2 separate regions of the Homo sapiens genome follow, and region 1 is linked to region 2. The links are chromatin loops, found by intact Hi-C in ENCODE. Cell type or tissue: PC-3. All regions are shown on one strand.

Region 1 (8,000 bases), 150 kb after region 2:
CTCAATTTTTGAAGAGTACAATCTCTAAGTAAAAAGAAACTGTAAATGTTTATAAATGTAACTAGAGCCTAGTAGAAAATAAAGCCATGCAAGTGTGTTTAGGTCCTAATCTTATTAACCAGATTAGTGACACACAGTCTGCCCAAAGTTAATGAAAGCAGTGAGGTTCTTTGACTTCAGTAGATACACACCTGAACCACAGAGATAAACTTGCTTCAAACCTGTGCGATATGTTTTTCTAAGCATAAAATTGAGCATGATAGCTCCAATTTCAGTCTCAGTTTCAAAGCTTCCCTTTCCCGAATAAGAGGCAAACTGTCACATTAAATTTAGCGAATTAAAATCAGTTAACTTGAAAAGCTCTTGGCCCCAATGCAGAGAAAATTGTTTGCATAATAATAACTTATTTCCTTTTTTAAAAGGCGGACTTCTGCCTGAATGCTTCTATAAACTTTTAAGAAAATGGGATTCTCAAATCTCAAGCGTATTGGGTTGCAGTTGGCACTTGAAGCTGGGGACATGCAGAGCTGGCTAATGTCAGCAGCTGTAGGACTGTCAAGAAAAATAGGTGGAAGGGACACTTTTATTATAAGTAGACTTGCAAGGCATTCCAACTTTCAGCTGCTCAACCCAGTATACCAAACACCTCTGACTACCTCAAGTGTGGCCTTGCTGAGTGCTTCCATATTTAGGGGTTATTAGACAGGACTGAAGCAAGTGACCTCTAATGAGGAAGCAATCAGGGCAGGCTCTGACCCTCCTCAGAGGTACTGTAATGAACTGGCCTTGGAAGGTCTTTGATGCTGCCTTTGCATACTGTATATGAGCTTTCTGCTCAGTCATTTCCTCTGCGCTCTGGTAGCACAGCATGAAGCCTGCTATTAGAAAAAAGGTTTATTGCTACCTTGCAAACATTTATTGGGTAATATCTAAAACATGGTGTCAAGTTATAGTAATGCGCTGTTCTGGGAAACTTTTTGAGAATTTTAGTGTTTCAGAAGATGGTCCTTTGAGAATTCTTCTGTTTCAGAAATGAAAAGTGGTAGATATATACGTGTGTGTGTATAATATGCTCATGTATCCTCTGATTACTTGCCAGAGATGTACCATTTTTCTTTCAAGGGAAACATCTATTCCTAAGATAGATTATTCTTGAAATTTTCAAAGAGTATGCCTCAGAGAACAAATATACAAATTTACCATTTGTCTGCAGATATTATTTGCCTGTGTTTATGCTAGGTCACTGACACCACACACATTTTAATCCCCAAGGGAATTTATTTGGTGGTGTTATCTACTCAACCAAGCTGAAGCTTATCTAGTTCACAAGAAAATAGTCAATATGAGCTCCATGCAGACTTATGCTGTTAATGCAGAAGAGGGAAAGAGAATTTACCTTTAACTGTTATGATGAAAATGTGTACAATGACACTTAACTATGGCATGCAAATCCTCTTTTCCTCCCCCACAGGTATCTGGAAAGTACCTTATACAGCTAGGTGCTTAGAAAATGTTTATTGATTAAATAGATGATGATTAACAGATTAATAAAAGGTGAAAGTTACTATCTATGCATTTTTTTCCAGTTTGATGTTCAAAAACTTACCAATGGATGGGGAGTTGCTTTTCATAAACAATTTATAAAGCACTGTCCTGGATGAAATTGTAAAAAGGACGTGGTGTCAAAGATGACTCAGTGGAGTTGAGGTGAAAAATGTGTAATGAGCAAATCATGGTAATTGGGATATCCATCACCTCAAACCCTTATCATGTCTTTGTGTTGAGGACATTTCAAATCTTCCCTTCCAGCTATTTTGAAATATACAACAAATTATTGTTAAGTGTAGCCACCCTAGTGTGCTACTGTACACTAGGACTTACTTATTCCTTCTATCTAACTGTATTTTTGAACCCATGAACCAACATCTCTTTGATTTCCAGCCTGGGCTTTGGTGTCCCTTTTTTTGTGTGTTTTCATAGGGCCCTATATTTATATTATTTGGGCTCAACACATTGCAAAACTGCAGAGGAGTTTACTATTATGCACATTATTATTCTATATTCTGTCACTCTAAGAAACAATAAGTGACCATCTGAAGAGACCATCTTCTAGCACCAAAATATTTAAAGATGATTAAGAATAAGACAAGGGTCTCCTTATTTACAAAATGACATAATTGAAAGGACTAGATTATTAGCAACCCCTCTGGAAAAGGATTACTCTTTTGGATTTTAATTACATAACTAATATATCAACTGAAGTGCTATGCCCTGACGTGTGCTCCCCTCAGCTTCACGATCCATATGTTGAAACCCAACCCCTTAATGTGATGGCATTTGGAGATGGGGCTTTGGAGATATTAGTTAGGTTTAGATAAGGTCATGAGAATGGGGCTCTTATGATGAGATGAGCACCTTCATAAAAAGAGACACGAGGTATTTCTCTTTTCTCTCTTCTCTCTCTCCCTCTTTCCCTCCCTCCCTCTCTCCTCCTTCTCTGTCTTCCTCCTTTATGTGAGGACATAGCCAGAAGGCAGCTGTGTCTGCAAGCCAGGAAGAAAGCCCTCACCAGGAATCAACTATATCAGCACCTTGATCTTGAACTTCTATCCTTAGAACAGAGAGAAAATGAATTTCTATTCTTGAAGCCACCCAGCCTACGGTATTTTGTTATGGCAGTCAAGCTGAATAAGATATATATCTACACTGAGACCATTAAAAGTAGTTCCTGATTGGCAGAAAGGTTGTATATATAAATGGCTCATTGAAAGTTCTCACTGCATGGATGAGAAATCTCAGATTGAGGTTCTTAAATTTTGAAAAATAGAAATAAAGGAATTAACGCAACAGTCTTCTAATCTTTCTGCCTTCAGTTTTTGCTCCCTTTGACTATTCTCTGTACACTGCATCCAGAGGTTATATTTTGACAGGGAAATTCAAATGATGTATATTATTTTTCTACTCAAAATCTCCCCACTGGCACCCTATTGTCCTAAAGCATAAACTGCTATTGCAGTCAATTCACCTGAAATAAGCTCTCTTCCTGCCGCGTCTTTTACATAGATTGTTTACTCCTCTTGTGATCCCAGTTCCCTGCTTCTCCCTCTCCTCCACACTTTTCAATAATTAAATTATACTCAGCGTTCAGAATTCAGTCAGGATATCCTACCTTCTTTGGTCAGCCCCCCAGGGTTTTCTGAAAGCTGGGAAGAGGCCCTCTTCTGCAATCCCCATGCACTGTAGACACATCCCCTTTAGGTCCCTATGTTGTGAGTGACTGTTTTCTTGTCTGTCTCTGCCACTATATTATGCACTCTTAGAAGGCAAGGACTACTTCTCTTCATTGTATACCTAGAACTTAACCCAAAAACTGGCATGTGCATGCACCCAAGTTTTCACTGAGAAAATAATTGCATGAGTCACTTGCTTTCCAGGTCTTTCTGACTACTATGATGGTGATGACTTGTAGTCACAACATGAAATTGGTTTCTGCCCCTGAGGATTGTATCTCTCTACTTTGCATGACCCCTAGATTTCAATCCCTCTTTATTCTCTCCTGATCCTTGGGTTCCAGTAATTCTCTGGGTTTCAAATATAAGCACAGTGTGAGGAGCTCTTCATTCTTGACAGAACTTTCAGGCAAGAAAGAAATAGATTCCTGGGAATATCTATATTCCCTCTGGCCCTATTCCTTACTCCCAAAACATAATAACCCTTTTCTTAGGTTTTTTCTCTCTACCTTTTTACTTCTTCCTTATTCTCACGATTACATGAATTAACTGCCTACAGAGTATGAATTCAGACTGAATTAATATGTATTTATGTGACATAAAAGATCTCTTTCAGTACTTCTTAATCTTACCAAATGATGCATACTATACAATAAAAAATTGCAATTTTTTCATTAGCTTTTTTTTTTTTTTTTGGTTTCTGGTAGGGTTTTCCTTTAGTGGTATTTTAGCAAGTAATACAATCCAGTTATTTTTAAAAGTATATTAGTAGAAACTCACCAGAAGTCAATATACTGGTCCAAGAATAATTAACTGATTGACTTTATTGTTTATGAAACTTTGTAATGTTCCTTTTGATGTGAATGCTTATCTTAGGGGGAAATGCACTTTTCAAATATAAATGATCATGTTTAAACAAACTGCTTCTAGTTTCAAATATGGCACTGAAAAACAAAATAAAATAAACACTCAATTTTTATTTAAAATGGTGGGCAATTTACTTTCTTTTTTGTTTGGGATCTGATTCAAGAGCCTCAATTCAGCTTATTGCAGAACTAACTAAACTAAACCTCAAAGGAAAAATTTTAAAAATGATTTTTATAGCAATGACATCATTATATAAAATGTTGGCATTTCATATTTTCCAAACAGAAACTTGGAAATAACAGAATACAAGTTAAATAAAACAAATTGAAACTAATCCAATTCTCTGTTTTTCTTTCCCTTTTTAAAAACCAAGCTTTTTATTGCCAGCTTTTACTTTGCATAATAATATATGATGAATTGTCCAAGAAAGACCCAGTGGGTACATTTCTCTTAGAAATAAGCCTCTCTATGCAATAGGAGGCCAAGTTCTAGGGCAACATACTTATATAATCATGTAAGATTTTCCTTATTGCTAACAATTGACCAACCTGGGCATTTGTCAAATATGTAAACACATGGAGGTCACTGGTCACCAGAGGATTGAAAACACAAATCACTCTATTCATATCCATCCCTAGTTCTAGAAAAACAATACCAAATTAAAGCATATATCCTACTAGCAATAGGACTAGCAAAATTATTTTGGTATACCAGAGCTACATGTTATACATTTTGCTACTTATGGATTTAATTACTCAGGATAATTATACACATGGCTACAACTGTAAACTTTATAATATTTTGCTGGCATACCTTCCAAAAGAGTTTGAAAAGCTATGAATTTAATTCTATATTTGCATTTGACATATAAAGTACTTCATTGTAATTTGAAATAGTAGTCAAAGATATAATTTTCATTATAAATATTACTATTTTATAATTTTATAAAATTTATCACAAAAATTGAAACACTTTTATAAATAGATATCAAATAGAAAAATAAAAATATTATTGAAAATGTATCTCTTGATAGATGTATGGGATTTCCTTTCCCCAATTATTCACTAACACATGAATGAATATGTTTTATTGCAAGAAGGAGGCAGGGTTAAGTGGCAATTAAAAAAAGAAAAGGCATTAGGCTACTACCTAGCATGGGGCTTATAAACATTATTAAGAATTTTTGTTAAGAGCATTACTTACAGGAGAATTTATCATTTATTTGTAAGTTTTGCCAAATAAATAAACAGTATTAATCAACATACAGTAGTGATAAATTAGCAGATCAAAAATTGATGAGAGCAATTTGTGAAAAAATTATTGAAAATGTTTTTGGAGCCTGAATAAATAATTAGAAAAAACAAAATGTTAACTAACCCCACTATATATTTCTTTTATCTAAAAATGTAATATTGATTTATAAGAAATAATAATAAAACTTCTAATCTCTTCTTAAAATCATGTAAAATATACAACTGAGATATAGACTGAGATACAAGGTAATTGAGAATATTCATCAAACCCTTTTTTATTGGATATGGGAAAAATAAAGAGATGGTGTGTTTTGCAGTAGAGTGAAATTTTCCAGCATGCTTTTTAATAAACTTTGAATATTCCAATCATTAGATAGATAGCTAGATAGGCAGACAGATAGATAGATAGATGATAGACAGGCCGGGTGCAGTGGCTCATGCCTATAATCCCGGCACTCTAGGAGGTTGAGGCAGGTGGATAACTTGAGGTCAGGAGTTCAAGACCAGCCTGGCCAAAATGGTGAAACCCCACCCTGTCTGTACTAATAATACAAAAATTAGCTGGGTGTGGTGGTGACCACCTGTAATCCCAGCTACTCGAGAGGCTAGATACAAGAATCATTTGAACCTGGGAGACAGAGGTTGCAGTGAGCTGAGATCGTTCCACTGCATTCCAGCCTGGGCAACACAGCAAGACTCTGTCTCAAAAAAAAAAAAAAGATAGATAGACAGATAGATAGATAGATAGGGCACACAGCTTTGCCATGAGTTTACTGCCTGGGTGAAATCAGGCATTGGAGGCTACAGAATTTCTTATTGATGATATTTGCTTTGCTTCCATAGATTTATCACTCTGGGTGACACATTCTTTAACAATAGTTGTAGTATGAAAAAGGAGATATTTAAACAAAAATTTACATTGAGAAAGGGCAAGATGGCCAACTAGATGCTGCCACATGGAACAGCTGCCACCAAAGGGCTGAGACAACTGGTGCACTCCTAACAGATCTTCATCAGGAAGGCACTGAGAGTGGTCAGAGGGAAGATGCAGAAGCTGGGCTGAAGGGGAAGGAAGCTGGGAACCCCGCACGACGATACTGTGCATCAGGACTCATTCCTGGTCCCCAGTGACTCTGGGGAAATAGGTGAGTGGAACTGGCAAGAAGCAACATGCTCTTACCTTGGACCTCTGGAATCCCTGCAGGAAGAGACCCCTTGACCACCACAGACACTCCAGTTGGCAGGGAGAGCTGCTTAGAGAAGTGGTAGGGTCAGCAAGCCAGCTGATGTAGAGACCAGCGGGTTTGGTGTGGGAGCATCTGTAGCAGAGCATGGCTAGGGATGGCCAAACCCCTGGGCTTAACTTGCTCCAATAGGAGACTTTAACCCTAGCAGAACTGTCGGACCTGAACTCTACTGGGCAGTCTTGCTCATCAGATGGGGCTGGTCTGACCGACCTGAGCACCCCTTAGTCCTGGCCTCTCCTGGGACCCCACCTTGTCTGTGTTTGTGTGCAGAGCAGCCTCGGGTGCCTGGGGGCCCACATTATAGCTCCTGGGCTGGCATACCATAGTACCTGATCAGTGGAGAGCTCCATCAGGGTGGCCCCCATAGCCATGCACCAACCCCCCTGCTCCCTCTTACACTGCAGCTTTGCTGGGCCCCACAGCAAATCCCCACATTGCTTCGCCAGCGCATGGGTAGATTTTGCCTTCCTTGCTCCACCAGCATGTGTGACTGGATGCACCCTGACCTGCCACTTCTGTGGCAGGAGTGCAGTCCATCCCCCTTATCCTGGCAACTGCCATTGCAATTAGACCCTTGTTTGGCACAGAGCCACACCCCCACCAGTGCCCTGGCCTTGCACCAACACTGCCATGGGAGTGAAACTAGGTACAGAGAACAGTGGACCCTCCCTGGACCTGAGTCACCACCCCTGTCTGTAGTACACTGAGAATGCACACAGACCTGTGCCCACCAGTGCCCCAACCCTGTGCCAATGCCTCTACCAGTGTGACTGTGTGCACAGTCACTGGGAGGCCCCCCCGCCCCAGCTCACTGAGCCATGTTGCTTCCACCACTGTGGTGAACACCCACATGGAGGCAGGCACCCCCACACCCACTAGCACCCTGCTGCAGCCAACAAGGGTGCCCCTCCCTGCACTGCTACTGCTGCTGCTGCTGGCATGTGCAAATGAGGACGGATCACACTGTCACTGCACTATGAAATGCTTTGGCTGACACCATCCATTGGAGTGTAGTGACTAGCAGTCTGGGAGCACCTCAGGCCACTCAGCACAGTGGATTCCTAACATCAAGAGGCCAGAAAACAAAGACAGGGCACAATAAAAGTCATCCAGAGTTAGAGCATGCAGTCCAGGAGTTGGGAACTCAGCACTGGCCCCCTAAAATCTTTCAGAAACTAAGCCAGTTGGATGAATTCACCTTATACCATAATCAAACCCTCGAGGTCATCGAATAGGATAATAGAAAAACAATTCAAAGGTTAACAACTTCAAAGACTGAAGGAACATCAGCCCTTAAAGATGAGAAAGGACCAGTGCAAGAACTCTGACAACTCAAAAAGCCAAAGTGCCTTCATTCCTCCAAATGACCACACCATCTCCTCAGCAAGGGTCTGAACTGTGCT
Region 2 (8,000 bases):
TAGTGTCCCAATTACACAGTGAATATTTAGGAAAAACAAGCTAGAAATCATAGTCTCAGAGCCTACATCTATGTTCAGACACTCAGAAATCTGGTTGAAAGGGTTGAAATCTGTGATTGCCATTAAGATTCATTTTGAGGTCTAGCGATATATTTTTTAAATGTTCTGTATTTGATGTTTTTCAAATTGCAAATGATAGTTCATACTTTTTTAAAAAGTAAATGTACTAATAGAAAATAAAGGTGTAAAGGGCAAAACTACACATCTCAGGGCCACCATATATGGTTGGGAAAGTTCTGCGTTGCAGAAGGGCATAACAGCTCATGCGGTTCCTGTCATGGCAGACAGTGAAGATTTTTATATTTATTACAGTAATTTTTTAGTAGATGACAGTATATTATGACAATGTTCCAACAGAGAGAAATAAAGTGTCTTGAGTAAGGGGTATCTTTAATTGGCAGCATCTCTGGTTACTCTCCAAACCCATGTCCTTTCGTTGACTTTTTTTTTTTTTTTTTTTTGAGACGAAGTCTTGCTCTGTCACCCAGGCTGGAGTGCAGTGGCGCGATCTCGGCTCACTGCAAGCTCCGTCTCCCAGGCTCACTGCAAGCTCTGCCTCCCAGGTTCACGCCATTCTCCTGCCTCAGCCTCCCCAGTAGCTGGGACTACATCGTCGCATTCTTATATTGCTGAATCAATAATATCTGACAGAAATCGTCTAAGTCGACTGATGTTTTCAATGGAGGTGTCCTATCTCTTATACAACTTATGATGTGAACTTGAAAGGCCTAATGGGATATAGTAGCTACTGATAGCTCATATTTCAAGCAACCATGTACATAAAATCATCAGAATTTTAATTTTGCCATGTAATTCAGTGGAACATTTCTGTAATCGATGCTCATGTTAATGTTAGAGAAAAGCATTGCCTCATCTTGAAATACTTTCTAAACTTTCGAAGAAAGGTTAAATTATATTCAAGATTTGTGTAGTGTTGGATTTTTTTTTTGGTTATGCTCTTTGAAAATGGTTGATCTATTGCTTATATGTGCAATGAGTCTTTGTTTGTTTGTTGGTTGGTTTGTTTTTGACACATGGTCTTGCTCTGTCGCCCAGGCTGGAGTGCAGTGGCATAATCTCGGCTCACTGCAATCCCTGCCTCTCAAGCTCAAGCGATCTCCCACTCAGCCTCTCAAGTAGCTGGGACTACAAGCATGCACACCTCCACACCCAGCTAATTTTTGTATTTTTTTTGTAGAAATGGGGTTTCATCATATTGCCCAGGCTGGTCGCGAACTCCTGGGCTCAAGCAATCGGCCCACCTTGACCTCCCAAAGAGCTGAAATGAGAGGTGTGAGCCATTGTGCCCAGCCTGTGCAATGAGTCTTTATTGGAATAAATTAAATTACATATTTATATGGGGCTTCAAAACATCTTCCCATAACCTTGGTATTTGATCTTTGCAACTGCAACAATATAAGGCAGGAAGTGTCAGTTTCCCAGTTTCCCTGTAGAGGAAGAAGCATTGGCTTAGTACTGTGGTTTGAATGTCCTCTCCAAAACTCATGTTGAAACTTAATCCCCAATGTGGCAGTATTGAGAGGTGGGCCTTTACGAGGTGATTGGTTATGAGGGCTTGGCCTTCATGGATGGATTAATCCATTCTTCAATTAATGGGTTAATGGATTAATGAGTTATCATGGGAAGGGAACTGGTGGCTTATAAGAAGAGGAAGAGAGTGCTAAGTGGGCACATGGGAGCACCCTCAGCTCCCTCTCCATGGGATACCCTGTGGGGCACTTCAGAGTCCCCACCAGCAAGAAGGCTCTCTCTCACCAGATGTGCCCCCCGCCAACCTTGGATGTCTCAGTCTCCAGAACTGTAAGACATAAATTTTGTTTCTTATAAATTATCCAATTTCAGATAGTCTCTTATAAACATTCAAAAACAAACAAAGACATTTTGAGAGGATGAGTATCTTGCTCAAGGCCCTGTGATCACAAAGATGCAGGGCCAGTTGGGTACTCAGTCTTTATAGGGCCCCACAGTGCTTTAGAGGGGAAATAATAAGAACCCACCATTTTCTGACCACCCTAATTAATTGGGGATTTGCTCTGCTTTGGATACTATAAAAGATACCAGTACAGCTCATGGGATCAATGTCCTCTTCTTCGCTAGAGGAGTCCCTTGCTGTGATTCTCTTGGATACATTTTAGGACTTTCTTCCGTGTTTCTCAAATGCCATAGGAACGCATTTGCTTCCACTTTCTGCCCTATCCCACCGATCTCCTTCCTACCTCTCACACACATTTGAAAGGCTGAATGAGTCTACTAATGATTTTAGTGACTGAAATGCAATCTAATAGAATAATAGACTATTAATTAACATCAATAAATAATGTACTTTTGTTCAAGTTTACAGTTATAGTGGTTTATAGCTACCAGCACTTTACAGTTTACAAAAACCCTTTCCTTCATTAACATCTAAAAATAATCTCCTGTTGGATTGGATAGATCTGACTTTAGTTAAGCCTCATGATTTTAGCTTTCTGGAGTGGGGAGAGGGGCATATACTTTAGAATAAAACCATTTCAGTAAGGTGTGATGAAATTAAACTTAGGTCACGGTGTTTAGTTAACATCTCAGGAACACCACCACCAATGAAAAGCAAAGCCTTCTTCCTTTTAAATTAAATAATGAATAGTTGGATATTTTTGTTAGGAGCTGGTGGGTTAGGTAACTGCACTTATTTACATTTTAGAATTACAGGCTAAAGACTAATTAACTGGTTAGAGCATATGCAATGGACCGTGGCAGTCTGCAAAGATTAACAAATTAATTAGTTATTTCCATCCGTTACAATTTTATTCTTTTCCTTGGAAATGAGTGGCCTGTTGATTTCAGCCTTTAAAAGTTTCAGAGCAGGGCTGTTCATTCAGCTTTCTGAATGGCTGAATAGAACAATAAGATTGTGTAACAACTGGGACACGTCAGTGCCTTCGTCAGGGGATAATGTAAGCTATAGAAAGCCCTTTTCATCTTTTAGCAAGGGCCCATTATTCCTATGTATCTCTCTTCTCTGCTTTATGAAAAGGTTTGTACAGTAAATAATGACCAACTATGTAGTAGTTCTTTCTTCTTTTGCCAAGCTCTTTTTAGCTTTGGCAGCAATTTTGTTTTCCCTGTCATCATCTAATGTCTATTTATTTTACATTGCTACAAAGCCAGTGAAATTCCCTTATAAATCCCAGGTCATGAAGATGAAGCAGCAATTCGATTCCTTTTATTAAACGTCTCCAGTGTCCTCTGCTTTTTCTAATTAGGTTCAAAGTGGTCAGTGGCTTAAAAAGCCTCTGGGCAGGAATCAAATCTGTTTGAACAACGCATTCCTAAAGGCCATGCATATTAGATCCTTGGATTTAATTAGAGGAGAGGTATCAAAACTCAGATACTCTCTGGATGCATTTAGGATTGTCACCGAAAGGTCCTGTTTCTACACAGGCTATTTGACCAAATTCCTCTCCTCCCTTTGGCTCTCCCTCCCCTCAACATACAATAGACATTAGGTATTCAGAGCCTGGGGCTATTACTCACCACTGGTTCTCAGAGGCTGCAGTTTTCTTTTGTCAGCATTGCCACAGCATGAAGGTGAGAACAAGAAGCTCTGAAACTGAAGAGAAAAAGATAAAAGGAAAAGTATGCAGGAGAAAAGAGAGGCTCTTTAACTGCTCTGTCAACTCGATTTCTCTCCTCTGCCCCAGGCGTGTTCTGAAGATGGATGGGCGTAGGTACAGGTGGTACATGACAGCAGCTGTGATTTCCATCTGGGTACCATTTAGGAGCAGATAGATTTTTCAGGCCATAGTCTCTTTCAATTGTTGTGGTTAGAGAGCGAAAGTGAGAGGCCCACTGTGTTTTCTTCCACCTCAGGTGCTATTGTTCCAAACCATTGTTTCTCCCAGGGTTGGCTTGCTATCAAAGAAGAGAATTAGAAGGGAATTATTTGATTGTGGGGTGAGTGAATGCGAGAGTTAACTGATGAGAGGTGGTGGAGCTCAGACGCAAACCATCTCATGGAATACATTAGATATTAGATTTATCCAACACGTACTCCTCATATTGTCTATTTCCCTCCTTCTAAGCTATAAGACTGTCAGGGGACACGGTGCTCTTCTGGGGAGTAATGTACACATTTGTGTCTGTGCAGTGCTAAAACAACTGGTTGAACTGTGAAAAATTCAGTACATTAACTAAAGCTCATTTTTGGTTGTGCTAAGAAACCAGCTTCTCTTTTACCTCTATGACAGAATTGACAGGTGTCTACATGTGATGCCAGGACAACCACCCCAGCCAATGGGTTCTTCCCAACAAAAACATTTTTAAAATATTACATATCTGAAAATATTTTAAGTACGCTATTTGATCAAATTTTTTCTTAAGTCTAACTTGCTATTTTTTTAAATTGAACATTTGTGTTTTTTAACCAGCTGTATCAGTGTGACATGGGCATGATAGAATTAAATAATTGTTTTGGAGTAAATTTTCTCTATAGTTTGTTCTCTATGTCTTTTCAACTCACCTGTCAGGGACATCTATAAGAGTCAGGCTGTTTTCTGCTCTTCACAGATGTTTTTAGGGGTGAAAGTTGGTGATTTTCCATCAACTAAAAATGCTTTTTGTCAAAGAGACAGCACCAATGATGTGCTCAAGGGCCTAGTTCTTCATGTGATTTGGATTTGAGACCCGAGGTGTTTCACAAGCATTCACAAGAATTAGCAAATCTGATCGAGGGAGAGATTGCAATATCTTTTCTGGCAAACCAAGCTCCTTTTTCTTTGTTAATATGGACATTTTCCAATGTTGACCCAGATTCTTCAGCTTTCCTAATGTATTCAAGGTCAATGCTTCTATCCCTAAGGAAAAACCATTCGTGAGAGCCATGATCAAGGTTGATTTTATTTTGCCCCCTAGTTGACTGCCCTTTTACCTCCCAAAATCCAGAAAATAAAGTAAGAACATGTTGGTAAATATGATGAAAGAGTACTTGATTCTTGCATTGAGTTTTAGAAGGAAGAATTCCTGGGCAGGGGGAAGCTAAGAGTGAGGTGGTGATGGTGGATGAGGTTAGGGGGTTAGCAGTTACATAAACAGAACATCTGGAGCTGTGATCCAGGGTTTTTTTAAGAAGTCATGCCAAAAAAAGTAAAAATAAACAGTTGTAATTAATTTTAACAATAAATTTTGTTTAACTTAATACAGTATATCCAAAATAATATCATTTGGACATGTAATTAATATAAAATTATTAATGAGATATTTAATCTTCTTTTGTTGTACTAAATCTTCAAAATCTTGTGCATTTTTTGCATTTATAGCACATTCCTCAGTAGCAATGTGAGGCTAATGGCTACTGTACTGGACAGTATAGATCTGGTGTGAACAGGTAAAGGAGAACTAGTTTTCACTGAGCACTTTCTATGTGCAAGGCATTATAGTAGTTACTAATATAGATTATGGTTAGCTTTCATAACCACCCTGGGAGGTGCTTATTATTTCCATTTTACAGAAGAATGGATGTAGCCATAACATTTATTATCCAAACTGGGGCCCTTTCAGAATGATAAGGCAACTTTTATTAATTATCAAGGGACAACAGGTATAGCTTGTACTGTACCAGGAAAAGTGGAAGGAATGGTCACCCTAGATGGGAAAAGAGGCTAGAATAAATTAACTAACATGCTCAAGATCCTAAAGCTCATAAATGGCAGCATGTTTTAAGATTTAAAGCCACATCTATTTGTGTCAAAAGCTCATGCTTAGAACGAGACTCCAGTATTTTTTCTAGATTTCTCCCTTGATGATTTGGTTAACCATTCTAACTTAGAAGTATTGGTCTCAAAATCTGTTGACAGCCTGGTTTTCCATTAAGCAAAAAACAAACAAGACAAACAAACAAAAAAACAACTTAGAGTCTACCTCTGTTCTTAGAAAGGCCCTTCCAAGGAAACAGAACTTACACAGAGGTTGACTACACACCTGTCATTTTTAGCAGAGCTTAGACCCCTTAGCTGTGTTATTTGGTGGCAGGTGGGAGTGTGGTGGAGATTGCAGGCAATTTTCTCTCAATGCTCTGGTTCACCCCATTGCTTTCCCTGTTGGAAAACATATCACTGGAATCTGTTTACAGACTTGTAAGAGGGCCAGAAATGAATATAGGAAACAAAAACATCATGCCCTATTCTGGGAAAACTGTTACTCTGTTCACAACAATTCTGACACCAAATGTGTGTTTTTTTTTTTTTTCCATACCAAGCAATTCAAGTCCCTGGACACCAACCATGTGTCCTACAACTCAATTCAATACTAACTCTCATTATGTGGAGTTAGCACAGACCTCACAGGTTAAGGGCTCAGCCCCACAAGACTGCCCCCGTTCACTTTAGATGCCAATTGCAAGTCTGGATCACTTGTACTTCTGACTGATCTTGAGGTCTTAATCAGGGATTCTCATAACCCTTTCCTTGGTTTGCTAATTTGCTAGAATGGCACACAAAACTCAGGAAAACATTTACTTATATTTACCAGCTCATTGTAAAGAGTATTATAAAGGATATGGATGAACCAAATGAAAAGGTACATAGGCTGAGGTCCAGAAGAATCGTGAGTACAGGAGCTATTGTCCCTGTGATGTTGTGAATAACAAAGACACTCCTATCACTCAGGAAATTCCAAGGGTTTTAAGAGCTTTGCACCAGAAACTGGAGACAAAGACCAAATATATTTCTTATTAGAAATATTATAATTATACACCTACTTTCTCCATCTCCCTTTAGCTCCCCAGAATAATAAGACTTTCTTCATCTCCAATGTAAGCAAGTGGGTTCTCTGGTCCTTGGTCAGCATTTCTCCATTTGCCTGACTGTTCTGAGATGATCTCTTCCTCAGAAATACATTCATTGTCTCCTTTAAGTGATGCCAGAGCTAATGATGACCATAGGAAATCAAGATACAACAGAAGGAAGGTCTGGGACCGTTAATGTAAAGCCAGCATTTATTGAGTGATTACTATGTGCCAGACACTGCTTTAATTGTTTTGTATCTTTAACATGTTTAATCCCAACAACAAGTCTATGGTACGGGAACTATAATTATCCTCATTTTACAGATAAGGAAGCTGTCTCAGAGAGATTGGGTAACTTGTTCGGTGTCACCTTGCCAATATTACATATTAATGCCAAAACTGGGTCCCAAACCCAGAGCTGGCTAAGTACAAAGCACTCACATTACATTATGTAAAAATATGATTATGTAGAAATCAAACTCACCTCTATTACCAAGGGCATTACTTGGAAATATTGTATTGTATATTTGCCTTGATATACTATTATATCTTTCTTATCCTGAGATTCCCTGAAGAATATATGGCTACCAAATTGAATGAGAAGGGTGATTTTTTTGGTTTGTGGTTGGGTTTCCCATAATGGGACAAGTTCCTTGGTATGTTTGTATAAAAATTTGGGGCACTGTTAAGTAGATGGATCAAGAAGAGCCTGAGCAGCTTCTCAGTATAACTGGCAAACTTAATTTAAGATAAAACATTACTGTCCTGTCTCTCTCTATTTCTCAGTTATGCCCATATTTGAACATTTTAGAGGTTGACGAGCAGTGCAAGTTTTTCTTATTTACGTTCTGCTTAGTAGGGTAGCCTCATCTAAGCTGTATGACTATACATGTTTACCATGAAATGCCAGAAGGCTGTTTTCAGGTGGAATTAAGAAAATGTGATCCAATATTTAAAAAGGAGAACAATTCCCATGCATTTGTTATCGTGATGCAGGGGGTACCCAGGTGAAGTTGAATACCTGAGCTCTTCCTCTCTCCTGTTCTGGAATAGTACCTTATTGGACCCTCTAAAGCACAAAGAAAAGATTTGAGTAGAATGATAATAACCAGATTTATTGTTTATATTAGACATATTTTAGAATAGCCTGTGACTTTAA

What was found. A loop is a pair of places that touch in the nucleus more often than their neighbours do. Peaks named below come from ENCODE experiments on the same cell type or tissue, not always from the same donor. Only the 100,000 strongest peaks of a DNase experiment are listed, where the experiment ranks them.
Region 1: a loop joins it to region 2, with 6 times the contacts of the local background. A loop is called at or near these places in 3 of 110 quality-filtered maps.

What each region holds. Positions count from the first base shown.
Region 1 is chr1:219,398,569-219,406,568 of GRCh38, reverse strand. It overlaps a transcript of LYPLAL1 not described here. Among named protein-coding and RNA genes, the nearest start is that of LYPLAL1-AS1, 150 kb to the left of the region's middle. RefSeq lists an enhancer at 6,568-7,197. In PC-3, no CTCF peak of the experiment used is centred here; no DNase peak of the experiment used is centred here.
Region 2 is chr1:219,551,072-219,559,071 of GRCh38, reverse strand. LYPLAL1-AS1 (LYPLAL1 antisense RNA 1) reads left to right here and starts at 1,748. Exons shown (of 4, transcript NR_135822.1): 1 at 1,748-1,881. It overlaps LOC124904514 (a long non-coding RNA gene), which reads right to left and starts at 3,672. Exons shown (of 2, transcript XR_007066882.1): 1 at 3,595-3,672; 2 at 1,365-1,879. RefSeq lists an enhancer at 3,359-4,058. In PC-3, no CTCF peak of the experiment used is centred here; DNase peaks (open chromatin) are centred at 3,011 and 3,571; H3K4me3 peaks cover 947 bases; H3K27ac peaks cover 2,480 bases.